Regions from separate parts of the Homo sapiens genome. Here region 1 is linked to region 2. A link is an interaction called in ENCODE POLR2A ChIA-PET data of the cell type or tissue named here. Cell type or tissue: PC-9. All regions are shown on one strand. Links, peaks and the distances in the headings refer to the core of each region. The heading gives the core; the rest is flanking DNA. Region 1 overlaps GALNTL6 (polypeptide N-acetylgalactosaminyltransferase like 6). Region 2 overlaps GALNT7 (polypeptide N-acetylgalactosaminyltransferase 7).

Region 1 (9,511 bases), core at 1,641-6,640, 280 kb after region 2:
CCCCCAACCCCTGGTACTGTCTATTCTACTGACTATAAATAATATTTTGTAAACCTCATATAAATGGAACCATACCGTGTTTGCCATTTTGTGTCTGGCTTATTTAACTTAACATTGTAGCATGTATCGGAACTTCATTTCCTTTTAAGGCCAATATTCTTTTTTTTTTTTTTTTTTTGAGACGGAGTCTCACTCTGTCCCCCAGGCTGGAGTGCAGTGGCCCGATCTCGGCTCACTGCAACCTCCGCCTCCTGGGTTCAAGTGATTCTCCTGCCTCAGCCTCCCAAGTAGCTGGGACCACAGGTGTGCACCACCACGCCTGGCTAATTTTTTTGTATTTTTAGTAGAGACAGGGTTTCACCTTATTAGCCAGGATGGTCTCGATCTCCTGACCTCATGATCCACCCACCTTGGCCTCCCAAAGTGCTGGGATTACAGGTGTGAGCCACCATGCCCGACCTCATATATATTTATATGAATAAACACATATATAAATATATACATATATAAATATGCCAAATTTGTATCCATTCATCTATTGATGGATACTTGCACTGTTTCTACTTTTTTATTTACTTTTTCTTGAGATGGAGTCTCACTCTGTCACCAGGCTGGAGTGCAGTGGCACAATCTTGGCTCACTGTACTCTCCACCTCCTGGGTTCAAGTGATTCCGCTGCCTCAGCCTCCTGAGTAGCTGGGACTACAGGTGTGCACCACCACACCTGGCTAACTTTTGGTAATTTAGTAGAGACAGCGTTTCACCATGTTGGCCAGGATGGTCTCGATCTCCTGACCTCTTGATCTGCCCACCTCTGCCTCCCAAAGTGCTGGGATTACAGGCGTGAGCCACTGCTCCTGGCCTGTTTCTACTTTTTGGCTACTGTGAATAATGCTTCTGTGAACACTGGCATGTAAATATCTTTCCCATCCTTGTTTTCAATTATTTTGCCCATACACCTAGGAATGAAATTGCTGGGTCCTAAGGTAATTCTATGTTTAACTTTTTGAGGAACCATGAAAGTGTTTTCCACAGTAGCTGAACCATTTTACATTCCCACAAGCAATGTACAATGGTTCCAATTTCTTCATATTTTTGCCAACACTTGTAGTTTTTTTGGTTTATGTAATAGCCATCCTAGTGGATGTAAACTGGTATTTCATTGTGGTTTTGATTTGCTTTTCCCTAATGACTAATGATGTTGAAAACCTTTTCATTTGTTTATTGAGCATTTGTATAGTTTGGAGAAATGCCTATTCAGGTTCTTTGCCTATTTCTGAATTGAGTCATTTGTGGTTTTATTTTTGTTTAAGGAGTTTTGAAAATATATATTCTAGATCTTAATCCCTTATCAGATATATGACTTGTAAATATTTTATCCTATTCAGTGGGTTACCTTTTCATTCTGTCAATTGTGCCTTTGATGCACAAAAGTTTTAACTTTCATGAAGTCCAATTTATCTATTTGTTTTCTTTTGTTGCCTGTGCTTTAGTGTCATATTTAAGAGATCATTGACATTCCAATGCCATGGAGATTTTCCCCTATGTTTTATTCTGAGTTTTATAGTTTTAGCTCTTATGTTTAGGTCCATTTAGAATTAAATTTTGTGTATAGTGTAAAGTAAATTTTACAACCTCATTTTTTTGCACGTAGATATATTAGTTTGAAATGGCTTCCGAAGGAAAGCACCACAAACCAAGTGGATTAAACTACAGCAATTTATTGCCTGACAGTTTTGGAGGCTAAAAGACCAAGATCAAGGTGTTTGCAGGTTGGTTCCTCCTGAGGGCTGTGAAAGAGAGTACATAATATGCTTCTCTCCTAGTTTCTGGTGGTTTGTGGCAATCTTTGATGTTCCTTGGCTTGTTAACATATCATGCTGGTTTCTGCTTTTATGTTCACTTGATGTTCTGTTTGTGTGTGTGCTGGTGTCCAAATTTCCCCTTTTTATGAAGACACCAATCATATTGGATTGGGGCCCACCATACTCAGAATAATCTCATCTTAATTAATTACATCTGCAATAACCTGATTTCCAAATAAGGTTACATTCTGAGGTACCAAGGATTAGGATTTCAACATATAAATTTTGGGGAGACATAATTCAATCCATTAGTAGTGGATATCCAGTTTTCCCAGCACCATTTGTTGAACAGACTGTCCATTCCTTATTGAGTGATATTGGCACCCTTGTCAAAAATCAATTAACTTTGCATGTGAGGGCTTATTTCTTGGCAATCTATTGGATTCCCTTGGTCTATATGTCTATCTTTATGCCTGTACCACACATTTTTTGGATTACTGTAGCTTTGTATTAAGTTTTGAAATTAGGAAATGTGGGTTCTCCAACTTTGTTTTTCTTGTTCAAGATTGTTTTCATTATTCAGGTTCCTTTGAGATTCCATATAAATTTTAGGATGGGTTTTTCTATTTTCACAAAATATTCCATTTAGATTTTGATAGATTGCATCTAATCTGTAGATCACTTTGCGTAGTATCACCATTTAACAATAACACGTTTTTAAATCCATGAACATGGGATGTTTTTCCATTTATTTAGATATGCAATTTCTTTCAGTAACATTTTGTGGTTTTTTATGAGTCTTTAGACCCATTTGTTAAATGTGTTTCTACTCTCATTTATTTTTCGGGAGACATATAATGTAGTGGTTAAATGCACATATTCTGAAGTTAGACTGCCCAGAGTTTGATTTCACCATTTAGTAGGGCTGCATGGCATTAAGCAAGTTAACTTAACTTATTTTTGCCTCAGTTTTTTTCCTTAAAATTAAGGATAATGCTTCATAAATGTGATGTGAGTATTAAATGAGATTATACATATATTTGTTTTAGTGTATGGACCATATTATGTGCTCAATAGATGTTAATGTTTCATAGTAGTAGTAGCAGTAGTATCAAGATGTAGTAAGAAATGAGACTGGGGCAGTGTATTGGTGCCATTTTGTGAAGAGTCTTAAATATCAAGATAAGGGATTTAGACCTTGTTCTGTTGGCAAAAAGATCATTAAATGTTTTTGAGAACAAAAACTTGTTTTAGACAGTAAATTCTGGTGATTATGAGAAAGACAGGTGGAGAGTTATGTAATTGTCATAATGGGTACTAGTTCTAATTGGCAATGAGAATCTGAACTAATGATAGAATGTATCCAAATAATATATCCAAATTATATATATATATATATAATATGTATTCAAAAGAAGATATGTGTTTAGACATTTTAAATAAAAATTACAGCTCTTGACAACTGTTTCCATGAGTATAATAAAGAAGGCATGCTGAGTTTGAGGTGTCTCTGGGACATCTATATATAGACACCTAGAAGTCTGAAATTTGGAAGATGGGTCAGGGTAAGAAATGCCTATTTGGGTATATGCTCTTATCTACTGTTCTACTAATATTTTGCTAATATTCTACTAATATTTTGCCTTTCAACTTCAAATCCTTTTTTGCCTTAGTTTGTGATTCTCAAGATGGACCCTGTAGATATTTCTCCTTTGTCAGTGGATACAATTTTGTCAGTGGATACAATTTTGCTAATAGAGGGTGCTGGAAGGACACTGGAAGGGCTGAGCAGGAGGAAGGTTTTTCGTGTGTGTGTGTGAGTGCGCACGCATGCACAGTTTTTCCATGTGATAGCCAGTAAATGGGCATGTGGGGTGGGGTGGAAGAGAGCAGCCCTCGCAGGAGTGGCCCTCAGAGATAAGCAGCAGCTGCTATGTCCTGCAAGTTTCTTTATCACTACCAAGCTGCATGTATATGACAGCCACACCACATCAAATGAGGCCTGAATCTCAACCTTGGCGTGGGAAAAGTTGGAGAGTTCTTCTAAGTTTCCAAGTTCCTGCCTTGCTCACATTCCTCAGCCCTAATGATAGTTATTGTTTTTTGGAGTTGCTGCTTCAGTACTCCCTAGAGCCCTCTTTTACCCCTTTTACCAGCCAACGTTTTTTTTTTTTTTTTAATATTAAAATGTCCCTATTCAAATTACTGGTGTGATTTCTGTCTTCTGGCTGGACTTGGACTGATGCAACCACGTATGAGTAAGAATTGAAATAATAGAAGTACATGATCTCACTCAAGCAAAGAATAGAAATGAATTTGAGAAGATTGAGGGGGGAACTCCAGGGAATGACTTTTTTTGAAAGTGAGCAAAGAAAGTGTAGCTAGAAATAAGAAGGAGAAAATAAGAAGAAATCATAAAGAAGCCTGGGAGAAGAGTTTCAAGGTGGGAGGGGTGAGCTGCAGTGTCAAATTTCATAGAGGGATCCAGTAGGGGAGGCCTAGGGAGAGGCTGTTGGATTTGGCAATAAGGAAGTCACCAGAGACCTTTCAAAGGACAGTTTCTGTGGTTTCATGAATGAAGGTAGAAGACAGATTGCCAAGAGGACTGAGAAAAAAATGGAAGGTGAACAGAGTCAACAAATGGAAGTTTCTCTTTCAAGAAGCTTGATAGTGATGGGAATGATATATACAGGAGAAAAGCAGAATTAAAATAAACATTTTGGGGATAGGGATATTTGAGAATAGAATTACATATAAGCCCTAACATAATTCATTTGAGACTCTGATAAAAAAATTGTGAAGTGCTTGTAGAAATTAAAAGCAGCATATAAATGCAACATACTAGGAATGCTTTTGTGATTCTTATAGGATTTTTCACTATTTAAGGCTTTGCCTCATAGCCATCACACCATTTTTGCTTAAACAGATCCATTCCACCTCTAATTGCTCCATGCTAGTCACATCCAATGACTGCTGGCAGAGACCACCTAGTGCCTTTCCTTCAAATTATGCCTGCAGAGATTTTCTTCCTATCTTGTGCACATTTTCCTTTTCTGAATTTACCATAAATGTAATTGCTTTGGCATCTCTCTCTTGCCCTGGGACTTGTTGGGACTACTCATTTCAGAAGCTGGCTTACATTATGCAAGAGAAAGAAGAGCCCACAGCAGAAATATTATCAGAGGGCCCTTAGGTTTATATGTGTTCTGCTTCAAATCACCTTTTCCTAAAGCCATGTCTTGCCACTTGAAGCTAAGCATTTTATTATTTGTGAAACATGTCTGGCATCAAAACAAAAACTTTTTTACTTGTGTGAATTTATGGGGAACATGAGAAATTCCATTACATGCATATAAAGCATAGTGACCAAGTCAGGGTATTTACGGTGTCCATCTCCCAAACACAATACATTTTTATGAAGTATAGTCATGCCACTCTGTTATCAAACATTGAATTTACTCCCTCTATCTTACTGCATGTTTGTACTCTTTAATCCACATCTCTTCACCCTTCCCCCTGCCCCCACTCACCCTTCCCAGTCTATTATCACAAAATAGAAAGTTTTAAGTTAAGGATCTCTGGCCAAAAACAAGTTGATTTTCACAAATAGACACAGAGAGAAATTCATATAAATAAGCTACTCTACTACCTTTTGGGGTTAGGATAAGCAACTCTTTTCTGCTAGAAGGAAAATAAATTAAGGTTCTTACTGAACTGGATGCTTTCACGGGCATCATTTCACTTCCTCATCTGCACTCTCGCCATGCTGTGTTTTCATTCACGTTTGCAACTGAGGCTCCGAGAAAGTAGGTGGTTTGTCCAGTACTATCCAACCAGCAGACAGCAGGCAGGATTCGCACCCATGTCTAATTCCTAGACCTGGGCTCTTTTTACCAAGCAAATGGTAATGGTTATAACTAATTCACTGGAAAAAATGTCATTTTAGGCGTTAAATCTGTGGCAACTGCTTTACTGAGCTCAAGGAAACACATGGAAATTAAAGAAGGCTGTGAGTCCTTGGGTTTAGAAAAGAAGTGATCCTAGTCAAAAATAGGATTGGAGTCTGGTACAGATAGAGACACTGAAGTGGAGTTAGAAAGAAAATCACTTTAACACTCGGGGCTGCCAAGGGATGGAGACATGACAATGAAGTCTTCAAAATACAAGACTGAAGAAGAAGACCTGGTTACCCATGAGTGGCTTGACTCTAGGGGAGGCTGCGGTGGCACAAGAAAAGGCACCATGGAGTAGCAATAGGAGCAAACATCTCCTAACCTTTGCAAGAGGCTCTAGATTTTAAACCTGGACTTAAAAAAATCCATTTCTGAAAGGAAAAGTTAGAAAATGGCAGAAGAGTGGTGACTTCATCCTGACTCATACAGTTCACTGGAAAGTAGCTCGTCTTGTGATCAACAGCCAGGGGTACATCACTCTACTTGGTTCTGCCTGAGTGCAAGTTTATTCCTGCCCTCTCATATCATCTTTGAAGATTAGAAAGCTTTGCTAGCTTGGACTTACTCTTTGTAAACAGAGCATATGGAACAATTTGTGTTTTTCTGATCACATGAGAATGAGAGCCCTCCGAAACTATTAATTCTTCTTTTAAGTTAAAAAAAGTTTTAACTTTATTTTAGGTTCAGGGGTCCATGTGCAGGTTTGTCATATAGGTAAACTTGTGTCATGGGGGTTTGTTGTACAGATTATTTTGTCACCCAGATACCAAGCCTAGTATTTAATAGTTATTTTTCCTGATCTCTCCTTCCTCCCACCCTCCACCCTCCCATAGCCCCCGGTGTGTGCTGTTCCCCTCTATGCATCCATGTGTTCTCATCATTTAGCTCCCACTTGTAAGTGAGAACATGTAATATTTGATTTTCTGTTCCTGCGTTAGTTTGCTAAGGATAACGGCCTCCAGCTTCATCCATGTCCCTGCAAAGGACATGATCTCATTTTTTTTATGGTTGCATAGTATTCCATGGTGTGTGTGTGTGTGTGTGTGTGTGTCACATTTTCTTTATCCAATCTGTCACTGATGGACATTTAGATAGATTCCATGTCTTTGCTATTGTGAATAGTGCTGCAATGAACATATCATGCATTTGTCCTATTACTGGGTATGTATCCAAAGGAATATAAATCATTCTACCACAGTTAAATTTTTTTCTTAGGTTTTTGTGCTGTGATTTCATAAAGTCAAGGAAAGAAGTGTTTTGTTATAGATTCTCTCATGAGTGCCCTGTTGGAACAGAGGCGTGGTCAGGTGAGGAAATAACCAAAAGCCAGCTTGGCTGACCAAGGGTTTTTGAAAACTCAGGTGACAATGTTATGTTTTGAAATGAGTTATTCAAATATTTGTTATGAGACAAAAGAGCATGGCATGTCAGAAACATGAAAGCAGGCATTTAAAACAGTTATAAGAAGTAACTTAGGAGATGAACAAGTTTACTTTAGCTCTTCTTTTTCTCCCTACAATTTACAAAACTCAGATAAGTAAATTAAGGGTGCACAAGAGGAGAGAAAATGAGATCTGATAGAAAACTTCACCGTGAGACTTCAAGAATATCTGCAGAGAAACTCATCAAAAGGATAACTGAAAATCCTGAAAGGTACTTTAAGTCAGGAGTTCATGAGTTTTCAGTATTCTGTGGGAGAAAGAATCTACGGGAATAGCAGTTCCTGTGCTCCACTTGAACCTGCGTCAAGATATTTAAAAGCAGGGAATGCTGCTTTGAAGGAAAGCCACAGAAGTTGGCTTATGTGCTGTGGAGACAGTGTGGCCCCCTTCCACTCCCAGATTGTGGGAAGAAACCTCAAGTGGCCTGCAAGCTGGACGTGGCTGGTCATCATATTTCCTGCATCATCAGTCAGAAAATGGCATGCAGCTGTATTTTCACTGAACCACACTGTGCGGGGTAAGCAGCTGATCTTTTAACTAATGTCTCCACATTTAATATTCCTGTCATTTTTTTTCTAGAGTGCTATTTTATGAATATAAACACTTCTCCCAATGGTTGGATTCATATATGAATTGCCAATAAATCTAAGATTTGCTCTGGTTCTAGTACAATCATGAAAAGCCACTTCCAATATTATCCTCAAAGCCAAGGGCCATAGTCACAGGCTTTGAAGATAAAGCAAATTTTTAGTACTTGAAAAACTACTCACACAATATGGTGTCTAGATAAAATAATTCTCCCTTTGAAGTCAGGTCAGATGGTTGAAATGTGAGCAGGTTGAAAATATGGTCTAATATACAGTTGTTAAGCTCTGTGTAAGATTCAGGACCATTAGTCCATGAAGACCTGCAATCAAAATCATGGGACTGGTTCTGAGGATATGACCTTTTAGCCCTGGACAGGATGGCAGCAAAACCCCTGAGACCCATGGGGCTTTTCAAGTTCTCTAGAGAAGTAGATTCTCTTGAGCCCATTCTTGAGTGTAATAGCCGGTCTTCTAAGGAAGGCCTGCAAATTGTCTTTATTTTCAGGTAAAATAATTCACGGTCTGGGTTATCTATTGCGAATGTCAGCACTGCTAAACACATTCAACATATTAAAAGAGATGACTTGGCTCTTTAAGGGGAACAAAGGTGAAAATGTCAAATTTCATTTGGCATATGAAACTGTAATGTAACATTTGTAAAGTATTTCATGGTATAACTACTTCCCTGAAATATTTCTCTGTGAGCCTTAAATTATAAAGCAATGGCCTTTCTGTTTTGTGGAGCTCACAGCTGAGGTGTGGTAAAAATACATCTTCAAACTATTTCTTAACTCCTGCTCTAAAATCAAACTAATGGGGACCTAAACTGTTGAATTTCAAAGGTCTAGCCTTAAAGTTCCAAGTCACACTGACCAGCAGTCCATCACTGTTTCCTGTAGCAAGGAAAATTCATGCAAAACTGATAGGGAAAACTGATTGATATTTTCTATAAAAAAAGCAAATATACTCCTTCCAAACCAGTGACATCAGAAATGCTACCCAGGGCACCATCTTATACAACAGTTATTGTAGTAATCTGATAATATGTGAATGCTCCAGTCAGCTTTCTGAAAAATCTCATACGTGCTTCTCATTTAAGCATTTTATTTAATCTCCCTCCTCAAATTTCTTACTGTGGATGCAATGAATCATGCTAGATTCAATGAGTGGATAGTTCTGACAATGAACGGGTTGGGGTTTGGTCGGACTGTGATATGAAGGGTGGGTGTCAAAAGCCAATATTTTTTTTGTTTGTTTGTTTTTGAGATGGAGTTTCTCTGCTGTTGCCCAGGCTGGAGTGCAGTGGCACAATCTCGGCTCACTGCAACCTCCGCCTCCTGGGTTCTAGTGATTCTTCTGCCTCAGCCTCCCGAGTAGCTGGGAGTACATGCATGTGCCACCATGCCCGGAAAAGCCAAGATTTATCCTTTCTTGGGAAGACAGTGAGATTATTTCTCCCTGAAAATAAAGCAGAACAGAACAAAACAAAATGATAACAGAGCAAAACAAAAGAGGTTTTGAGGGAAGCGAACAGTAGTCTAGTTCTAGTTCTAATTAGCCCCATTGCATGCACAACCTAATCAGCCAGTCCAGGCCATATCAAGTGAAAGCTCATCAAGTAGCCATGAGAGGCTGAGTGGGGTCTATTTCTTGCAGTGGTCTGTAATGTAACCTCATGCCAGTAAGCCATTCTTCAGGAGAAGCTTGCCTTAATCACCTCTGTA
Region 2 (9,511 bases), core at 3,092-8,091:
CTACAAATTCTGCCAGGTAATAAGAGTAAATAAAGTGCCCCCATAACCTGGAGGTTTCCTTTTTGGGGAAGGTCAAACCAAGGAAGCTAACCAAAGCCAAGCCCCATACACCCAATCTTAACAGACGTTAACTATAGCCACCAGTTATCAGGGCATGTCAGCAGCCTCATGATTTTTAAGCTATCCTTACCTCCTTCCTTGTCTCATTTTAATACATGTTGTCTAATAACCCAAATTGTTTTTTTCATCTAGAGGCCATCAAGCTCCAAATGGTAAAGTAAATGGAACCACACATTAAACGCACCTTTTTTCTGAGGACCCTTAAACCAGCCTCGGGAGGAATCCTAGCTGCTGTTCCTCACACAATGCTCCTCTCCAGCAAGAAATAGCCAGAAAGATCAATGCCCAATCTCCCTAACAGCAGTTAGAGTTCCCACTTCTGAAGTGGGGAATGAGGGTGAGGGAAAAGAAAAAATCAGTTGGGGCAAACTTACAGTGTAGAAGCGGTCTGCCTGAAAAGTCACAGCAATGGGCAAAAACAAAACAATCTGGGACAAAAACTCAGGCTGCACCTGCACACAGAGAAGCAGACAGCGTCCAGAAAAGAAGCCGTTTGTTCTTCGTATAATTAGCAAGCTCCCAGGAAAAAGTTTCCTCCCCTTTTGAGGCATATACATGGTGGGCTCCACAGAAACTTGCACAGGGAAGACGGGGGCTTACCTAAAACAAACCCACAGTTATACAGAAAAGAGAAGTGGCGCTTTGTGCTTGCCTAGAGACATACCCACAGCTGCATAAGATAAGGGGAGTTGCACAGACAGCTTTACTGATAGGAGAAGTTACTCAAACTGCTACAGAGATGAGAAGAGTTTCTTATAAAAGCTTCTGGAGTCAGCTGTAACTCGGCAATCCACTCGGACTCCCCTCTCCGCTGCGAAGTGCTTTCTTTCGCTTATTAAACTTTCACTCCACCCCCACCCTTGTGTCCATGCTCCTTAATTTTTTTGGATGCAGGACAAAGAACCCCGGGTACTTGTTCAGACAACGAGAAACCGCTACTTTAAGGTGCACTGGCAAAACTGCAACAGAACAAGTTAAGTCCACATGGCTCCACATTCTGTGGAGGAGGACATGTTCCTCTTCCACAGAAAAGGGAAGTAGAAGCTCTTCTACTAGGGAGAGGTAGGAAATCTGGAGGGAACAAGGGGATAGAAGGTAACAAAAGCAGATGAAGGAACGGATTTGTGCGCAGCCTCCATTTCCCAGCTTTGGAGGAGACTATCCAATAGAAGGTGGTTGCCATGTGAAAGAGAAACCATGCTGAAGTGTACTTGGGCAGGAGACCTAGAGACAACTTCCCTTTCCACATCTGCTGTGCAGTCTCCCTTGGCTGTAGGGTGCAGCCAGGGAGCCCAGACGTTTCCACATGCTTCCAGTGGGGAACATGGATGGTAGCTAAGAGTTGAGAGCCAGTGGCCTGCCAGGGGTCACAGTAATAAGGAATAGGATGACATGTGGCAACTCTATGGGATGGAAGGCTTAAGACACGACAGGCTCTTGTAGACAAGCGGGCTTCAGAGGATCCACAGTACCAGTGAGGGCCAAAATGGAGATAAGTCCCCATAGTGGGTCTGGTGAGGAAAGGACCGTTGGTCCCAAAGGCAGCAAGAGAACTGAATAGAAGTTACTGCAGCAGGGGTTCCTTCAGCAGCAGATGAAAGGGTGCCAGTATACCCGGGAAGACAGGCACACCTACCCAGAACCAGGAGGAGGCAGCAGAGACAGAGGTAAGCAGGCCAGAACCATCTAAAACATGTTCCTCAAGGGTGCACAATCCTCCTGTCACCAGGATGCTAGAGAGAAAAGGAAGAGAGGAAAAGAGACCCTCTGGAGCACAGAAACAGCCCAGAGAGGGAGTCTGAATTTTGGGCCGACTGGATTGGACACTTATCCCAAATGAAAGCTTCAGCCCAACACAAATTGAGCTACCTTCAATTACAAGCTTTCATTTGCCACCGTCAACCTGAAGGCAGGATCTTAAAGTTTAGCTCTTTTCTGGTTTGTCACTGTGAGATGAAGCCACTGGGTAGAGCACACAGAAGTAGTATTTATAATACACAAAGCCTTGCTATTAAGATTTAGTAAGAAAGAAATGCCCATTGTATTGAGGTAAAACCCCCTATTCTGCATCATTCCTCTCACTTTACTGGTGTAGAATTTGTAATAAGTTCTAATAAGAAGGACAACATTTAAATGGATGGGCCCTGATATATATTTTTGACTAATTTCTCCTCTTTGGTATCTCATTTCCCAAGAAAGCTTTAAAATCCTCTAACACCAAGGACAGTACTGGTTCAGCTACATTGTAGAACTGCTCTGATCACATATACTCACATTCAGATTACAGGCTTGCAATGATTAGAGTTATTCTTAGAGTAATTTTACAGAATATTTTCAGGGTAGCTATCTGGGTCAGGTGCTTGGCATTAGCAGAAAATATGAGAATAATGAATTTCCATAGTGATTTTCCAATAACTTAAAAAATAGATTTCAAAAATAAAAATGAAATGTCTCACTTGCATTTTCTCTGTATCAGCTATGTTTTTAACATCTGTAGTTTAATATAAAACCTTGTTATATTTAGACTTCATCAATAAATAATATCTAATTCAGCAGACTATGAAAAACGTAACATTTTGAGGCTGCGAGTCCCTGCACTCAATATACACTATCATTAATCTACAATAATGTGTGTGTGCATGCTTTTGTGTATTTGGTGTGTGGAAGTTACTCATCTCTCGCTCCTCTTAAAGGTTGTTTCTTACTTTTAGACCATTCACTAGGAGTCTCAAGACAAAGAGTCATTTTTGATTCTCTCCCCTTAATTCTGAAGTAAATATAACCAGGAAGATTCTTTAGGCATAGGAAACAAATCCTCAATTTGAGAAACACTGATTTTTTTTAACTATCCTTTTTTTTTTCCTTTTTATTGAGACAGAGTCTCGCTCTATCACCCAGCTGGAGTGCAGTGGCATGGTCTTGCCTCACTGCAACCTCTGCCACCCGGGTTCAAGTGATTCTTGTGCCTCAGCCCCCCGAAGAGCTGGGACTACAGGTACGCGCCACCACACCTGGCTAACTTTTTTGTATTTTTAGTAGAGACAAGGTTTGGCTATGTTGGTCAGGCTGGTCTCGAACTCCTGACCTCAGGTGATCCATCTGCCTCAGCCTCCCAAAGTGCTGGGATTACAGTCGTGAGCCACCATGCCCGGCCTCCATTTTTATTTTATAATAAATTGAGGACCTTTCCTGCTTTCATCTAAAACCTCTTTTGCTCATTTTCATCATAAAAGGAAGTGGAAAAATGCTTACAATTTATAAGAAACAGTGCTGACACTTGAATATGTTACTAATGTAGAATACAAAGTTTAATTTAGCATTCAGAAATCAATATACATTTTCAGTGAAAAGACAGTTTATCACTTGATATAGTTTGGATGTTTGCCCCCCACAAATCTCATGTTAAAATGTAGTCCCCAGTGTTGGAGGTGGGGCCTGGTGGGAGGTGATTTGATCGTGGGGGCGGATTTCTCATGTTTAGAACCATCCTCTTGGTGCTCTCCTCACAACAGTGAGTTCTGGTGAGATTTGGTTGTTTAAAAATGTGTAGCTTACCCTCCACTCTCTCTTGCTCTCAGTCTCACCATGTGAGACCTGCTCCCCCTTTGCCTTCTGCCATGATTGTAAGCTTCCTGAGGCCTCCCCCAAAGCCAGGCATATGTCAGTGCCATGCTTGTACAGCCTGCAGAACCATGAGCCAATTAAACCTCTTTTCTTCATAAATTACCCGGTCTCTGTTATTCCTTTACAGCAATGCAAGAATGGCCTAATACGTCACTGTTAAACCCAGTTATCAGAATCAATAGACTGAGGGGAGTGAATTTTACCCAAGTGTTCAGTTTCTATGGACACTGGTTGGAATGACACAAAGTATGCTCCTTGGGAACACAGTATGGTAGATTTTATTCCATACAGTGCATTACACATAGCAAAATAAAAAATCTAAGCTTCGAAAGAAATTTATAGATTAAAATTCCTCATTATCCCTCTCTGGAAATGCCCCATTTTGTCAACATCTTTCCCAAAAAGGACTGCTACAATAATTCAGATGTGGACTGGACAATATATGAGATCAACGCTACAACTCTTAGTCTGGATATAATTCCTTTAAAAGTATAATCTAAAATTATATTGGCACTGTATTTTTGCAACTATATCATATTGCTATCTCACAATTCCCTAAAATTTTTCTCCCCAAATTACTGTTAAGTCCAATGTTTCCCATTTTATATTTCAGCAGTTGAACTTAGTATAAAATACCATGTTTACATTTATTGCATTTTATATTGTTGGTTTAGGTGCATGTTCCAGCAGGTTCTGCCCTCTTTGGTTTTTGTCATTTGTTGTGTATAACCATCCCTCCCAGTTTTCTATGTTGAAAATTGGACTAATATGATTCCACTTTATCTACTGTTTATATGGAGGAATATGAGGTCAAATACTGTTTTAAAGCTATGTGTTTTCCCTGAGAGGTTGATATCACTCCATTTATCAATTTCACCTAATTGCACTATCATTCAAACTATATTTATTTCTCTTCTCCACGGGGATCTGAACACTTTACTCAAATATCTTGCTAACTCACACTGCAGGAGGTATCTATCACACAGTCTCCTGGTCTACTAAGGTAAACACATGTCTTCTTTTAGGTGTAGCTGTGACTTTGGTCTGACTCTTTTTCATAGCCCCATGCTGGTACCTAGTGATGGCTACTTTTTAAATATGTTTAAATGATCTCCCTTAAATACTGTGTATCAGTGACAAGTTTCCAAGAACAAGTTTTCTCTCTCCCCTTTGAAAAATATAAGGTAGTATTTTCCCACCTCCAGTTTCCTAAAATTTCTCCTCTTCTCTCCAGTACCTGAGGATTACTGACAGTACTTCCTCTCAAACTCATCTGGCAAGTTCCTCAATAGCTGGTGCTGTAAGAGGCTTTAAAGGCTTTAACAAATCTAGTGCACTCTTAAGATGTCAGTTATAATACTTTCAATATGGAAATCACTCCTGCAGATAACTAAGAAGGAAACAAAAAAGTATTGCACATCTGTCTTTCTTCTCATACGTTAAAATCATATAATTTGCCCTAATAATCTGCCTACTCTTTGCTTTTTCATTATTTTACTCTGAACAGAATTTAAAGCAATTTTTTAATCGTTGCAGACAACACTTGGAATACATATCTAGAATGTCTCCTGTTTTTCTGAAAGCTGTTCCATCACTTGGCCCTACTGAGGTCCCCTTCTCTAAGAATCTCCTTAAACAGCAGTTCCCAAGAAAAAGCAACCATGTGACGTCATCCCTAGGCCATCAAAATGGACTCAGAGTGCACACCTGTTTGAGAAGTGCCAATCAGAGTCCTTCTCTGCAAACTCTGAGCTTCTGGAACTCTTGTTGGTTTCTACTAGGCTCTTGCATTGTCAGGCAAGGACTGGACAGCTATTTTCATGCAGAAGCAGAGAGAAAGAAGTAGAGATGAGAATTCATGAACTCTGAGAAAGACAGAGCATGTGACTTTAGTTCTCAACTTTTCAGTTTGTACTTCCGAGTCTCCCACAGCCACCATGTGTACTTCCTGACCTTGGGTTCTATGAGATACTCATATATCCTTTCAACTAGTAGCTCGCACCACCCCGCTCCACATTTTTTTGTTTAAGGTTAAACTAGTTAAACAGATTTGTTTATGGGCAAATAATCCATGTCTAAACGCTACACTTGATATTTTTGTAAATTTTAGTTTATTATATATTAATGAACTAAGAGTTAAACTGAGAGCTTTTCACTAAGTTTTAATCAATCAATCTATCAATCAATCTATCTATCGTCTCTTTAAATTTGAGATTATTGGAGATCTTCCTCTATGGTCATTGTTGAAGTTACAGGAAGGTAAGCTAGAGACAGAGATGGTACTACTTGGAAGGTCCTAAAAATTGTTATAAATATGCAAAATTAATTAAACTTAAGAGAATTACACATGCTCACCAAACAAGAAGCTGATACATAAAATACTGTTTGAAATGAGAAAAAAAAAATTTTCATGCAACCTAGTCATCACTGGAAACTCTGCCTGCAAACTCTGGTCACAATGAGAAGGTTGCTTGGCAAACACAGAATCTGTTTTAATGGCTGATGCCTTACAGTTTTGAAGCTCCCTGCTTCCTCCTCCACAATAGGGTGTGCTGAACAGACTAAATTTATACTGACTGACTCAAGCTCCCTCTCTGATGGATAGCTAGTGGTACAATAATCACATCTTTTCTTAGGTTCCCTTATTCTAACCCCCATGTAGACTATTCTTTTCTTGATAATACTATATATTCTTTATTTTAACTAGACAAAATAAAACTGTGGTTATAGTTTTTTATTTAATCATTTTCTCAAACAATGCCTCAATTCCTTGAAGACTTTCTCTTCTTTTCCTTGGCTAATAGAGACTCTAAGATAACCTAGTTACCTTTTTCCAATGTTATTATCAATCAATCCCTGTGAAGGTCAAAATTAAGCCTATAATTCTACCTTATCATCTCCAAGATTAAAATGTCAGCAAAACTAATCATCAGAAGTTCTGCTCTTAGCCAAAACAGCATTTTCATGTATTATGTCAAAACTCAATACATACTTGTTGATTTGATTCCAAAAATTTTCCTGGGACTACTCCTTTGTCACACGAGTACTATATCACAGAACATTACCCACTGTCCTCATTAATGAATTAAATATTAATGAAAAGGGGAATAAAAAATGTTTACTTGTTGCTCTATTTAAGGCTGAAAGTCAAAATCAATGCTCATGGAATTAATGGATGGGTCTGCCTTTCAGGATGAAACTAGATAATTAAGAAAGTATGGCTGTTAACTACAATCCTTGCTTTGGAGTGTACTGTATGGTGCCATAGTTGGAAGGTAGGACCCATTTTTGAAGGTAGCGCCAGTTGGTGGCTTTAGCTCATCATGCCCATATCCCTATCAGGTCCACCCCTCCCAATCAGCTCAATCTAAATAAAACAGTGTTTGCCATGTGTGTAGGGTTTTAAGACAAGCATCCCTAGTTCCTAGCAGGTTACTGCATCTGAACTTTTCCTGGGACAGATTTCATTTTCTGAGGCAGAGAGTTGAGATGCATAGATTTATTTCATGTCTAAATAATCAATGGGTTTGGAGGAAAGTGGACCATTGTTAGCAGAACAGCAGGGCTAGTACCAGAAACTTTCCACCTTACCATGGCTGAATCCTAGGGCTGGAAAGCTACAAAAAGAGCTCATAAAAACTACTGCTGCACGTAGCTCATGAAACAAAGAGCTGCACCATGATCTGCCAGACCACTTGTGGCCTTCTCTGACCCACAGCTCACTGAAAAGCTTATATTTGTGTTTATTTCCATTTTCTCTACTCTGCTGTGAGGTAGCCAGTTTCCTGGCACTCCCATAGTCTGTGGGATGCAGCTGTCCAGGTGTTATCATGACAACACCTTTCTTATCTCAGTTCCCCACTCAGAGCTCGGCTGCCAGTGATCCTCAAACACAGTAACGGTACGGTTAGAATTCACGAAGGAAGCCAGAGGCTTCTTAAAGGTCACATCGTCATTGGACCATTCAGCTTGCAGTCTCTACTATAACCTTAAATAATGTGTATAAACTCTGGGACAGAAACGTTCGAATACAGTTTTAGAGAACACCTCAGTCTCAGCCATCCCCTGATGCTCCTCCTCACTTAGTGTCCTAATGAGCCCCCAAAAATGAGAAAGTTATGCTCCCCATGTTGAGATACCATGAGAGAAGATGTAGGTGAGAACTTCACAGCTGACAGTTGTTAAGAGTGGCTGCATGGGGATGACTGTATTTCCTTTTGGTGAGGACATTAGAGGCGTCAGGTCCTATGACCGTGGAGTCACTAAGCACTGGCTGCAAGAGCAGCAGAGGAGACGACAGCAGTGAGCCACAGAGAAGGCACATGAGCATCCATGAGGAATCCAACAGGATCCATTCCCAAGCATATGTTCAACATCCCCGGCTGACTCCCAGAACTAGTTGTGAATTTGAGGGAGTTAAAATTCTAGCAGAGTAGATAGTATTTAAGCCAAATAAATGGTGATTTTGCTATTAGTTATTGTGATCTCCTTTTATCCCAGACTGAGGCAATGCAGTTCTAATAGCTCTGCTATTAGTTTCAAAGCACTTTAATACATGTTATCTCATGTGAGTTTCACAGTAACCCTGTGAAATAGAAAGGGCAGGCATTATTATTATTATTCATTTTATATATAAAGAAACTGAGGCTCTGTTAGGTTATATGATTTGCTTAAAGTCACACAGTTAGTGACAGCAGCAAGATTTAAAAATGAATCCTTTGACTCTAATTTGAAGGCTCTTTCCTTAAACCTACAAGTTTACTAAGAATTACACACAAATATATGCTTAAACAACATACAGGAAAATAAATTCCTTATTTTCACCCAATACCCAGGAAATACATGGCCACCAACAAAATGACTGCACACAGCTCAGAGAATGTCAGTTTAATTTTAAAGGTTGAGGATACTAACTATGTTATGGAAAATTAAGAATACTGAACTATGTCTTTTGGGTAGCTATTTTCAAATTTTCTTTTTTTGAAAAGGAAAACATACTCAGACAGATGTATCCAGTTAATGATTTGAAATCTCAAACCACAATTTAGAGAAAAAAAATCTGGCAGGGATTCCTAGGACTGGACATATGTTCTTGTATATTTCTTCAAAACTCCCTGGGAAAGGAAAAAAAGAACATTTCACAGTGTAAGCCATATGTTTATAGCTATATTGGACTCTCATTTCAAATATGAGCTTACATGCCATATTCTGTGTTACAGAAGTACCAGCTTATCAAACACCAATATATTTGAGCTGAAACAACAGGAGTAAGGATCAACATTGGGCACCATGCATGGATGTATAGATAACTTAACAGTCTGAGCAAATAAAGGTCTGCATTTTTGACTTAGTTATTAACTTATGCTACACCTTATTCCACAAGGACTTTGAGCAGCTTACAAAGACACACAGAATAAAACAGTATTACAAAAGTTAAAAATAGAAGGAGGGAAAAAGATGGATAAAGAAAGAATGAGAGGAAAAAGAAGGAGGAATCAAGAATGAGGTTTTAGAAGTATATACCAGAGGGTCAAGGGCTCCTGTGTGCACAGTTCTGGGGTACGACTGACAATGAGCACACTATGAACGCACCACCCCAAGTGAGTAGCATGGTGGGTTGGGTATACCAAATACTTCTTATGGGTAAATCACAATATTGGCTTGAATTTTCTAGCAAGAAAACCTGGTGAGGTCTGTGTTTAACAAACCAGTTGTTCAGAAGAAGTACAATATTCATGGCGTGAAGATCGGATGGGATTTTTTGTTG

The links. ChIA-PET counts read pairs that join two places held together with the same protein. Peaks named below come from ENCODE experiments on the same cell type or tissue, not always from the same donor. Only the 100,000 strongest peaks of a DNase experiment are listed, where the experiment ranks them.
Region 1: POLR2A ChIA-PET joins it to region 2 with 5 read pairs; 4 of 35 experiments call an interaction of 5 or more read pairs at or near these places.

The regions. Positions count from the first base shown.
Region 1 is chr4:172,993,462-173,002,972 of GRCh38, reverse strand. The region is part of intron 10 of GALNTL6 (polypeptide N-acetylgalactosaminyltransferase like 6); the gene reads right to left. Among named protein-coding and RNA genes, the nearest start is that of GALNT7, 170 kb to the left of the region's middle. In PC-9, for the core only: no CTCF peak of the experiment used is centred there; DNase peaks (open chromatin) are centred at 4,212 and 4,322; H3K4me3 peaks cover 261 bases; H3K27ac peaks cover 1,354 bases.
Region 2 is chr4:173,273,454-173,282,964 of GRCh38, reverse strand. All of the region lies in intron 2 of GALNT7 (polypeptide N-acetylgalactosaminyltransferase 7), which reads right to left. LOC124900812 (a long non-coding RNA gene) reads left to right here. Exons shown (of 3, transcript XR_007058367.1): 2 at 253-9,511. Among named protein-coding and RNA genes, the nearest start is that of MIR548T, 10 kb to the right of the region's middle. RefSeq lists a silencer at 7,449-7,651. In PC-9, for the core only: no CTCF peak of the experiment used is centred there; no DNase peak of the experiment used is centred there.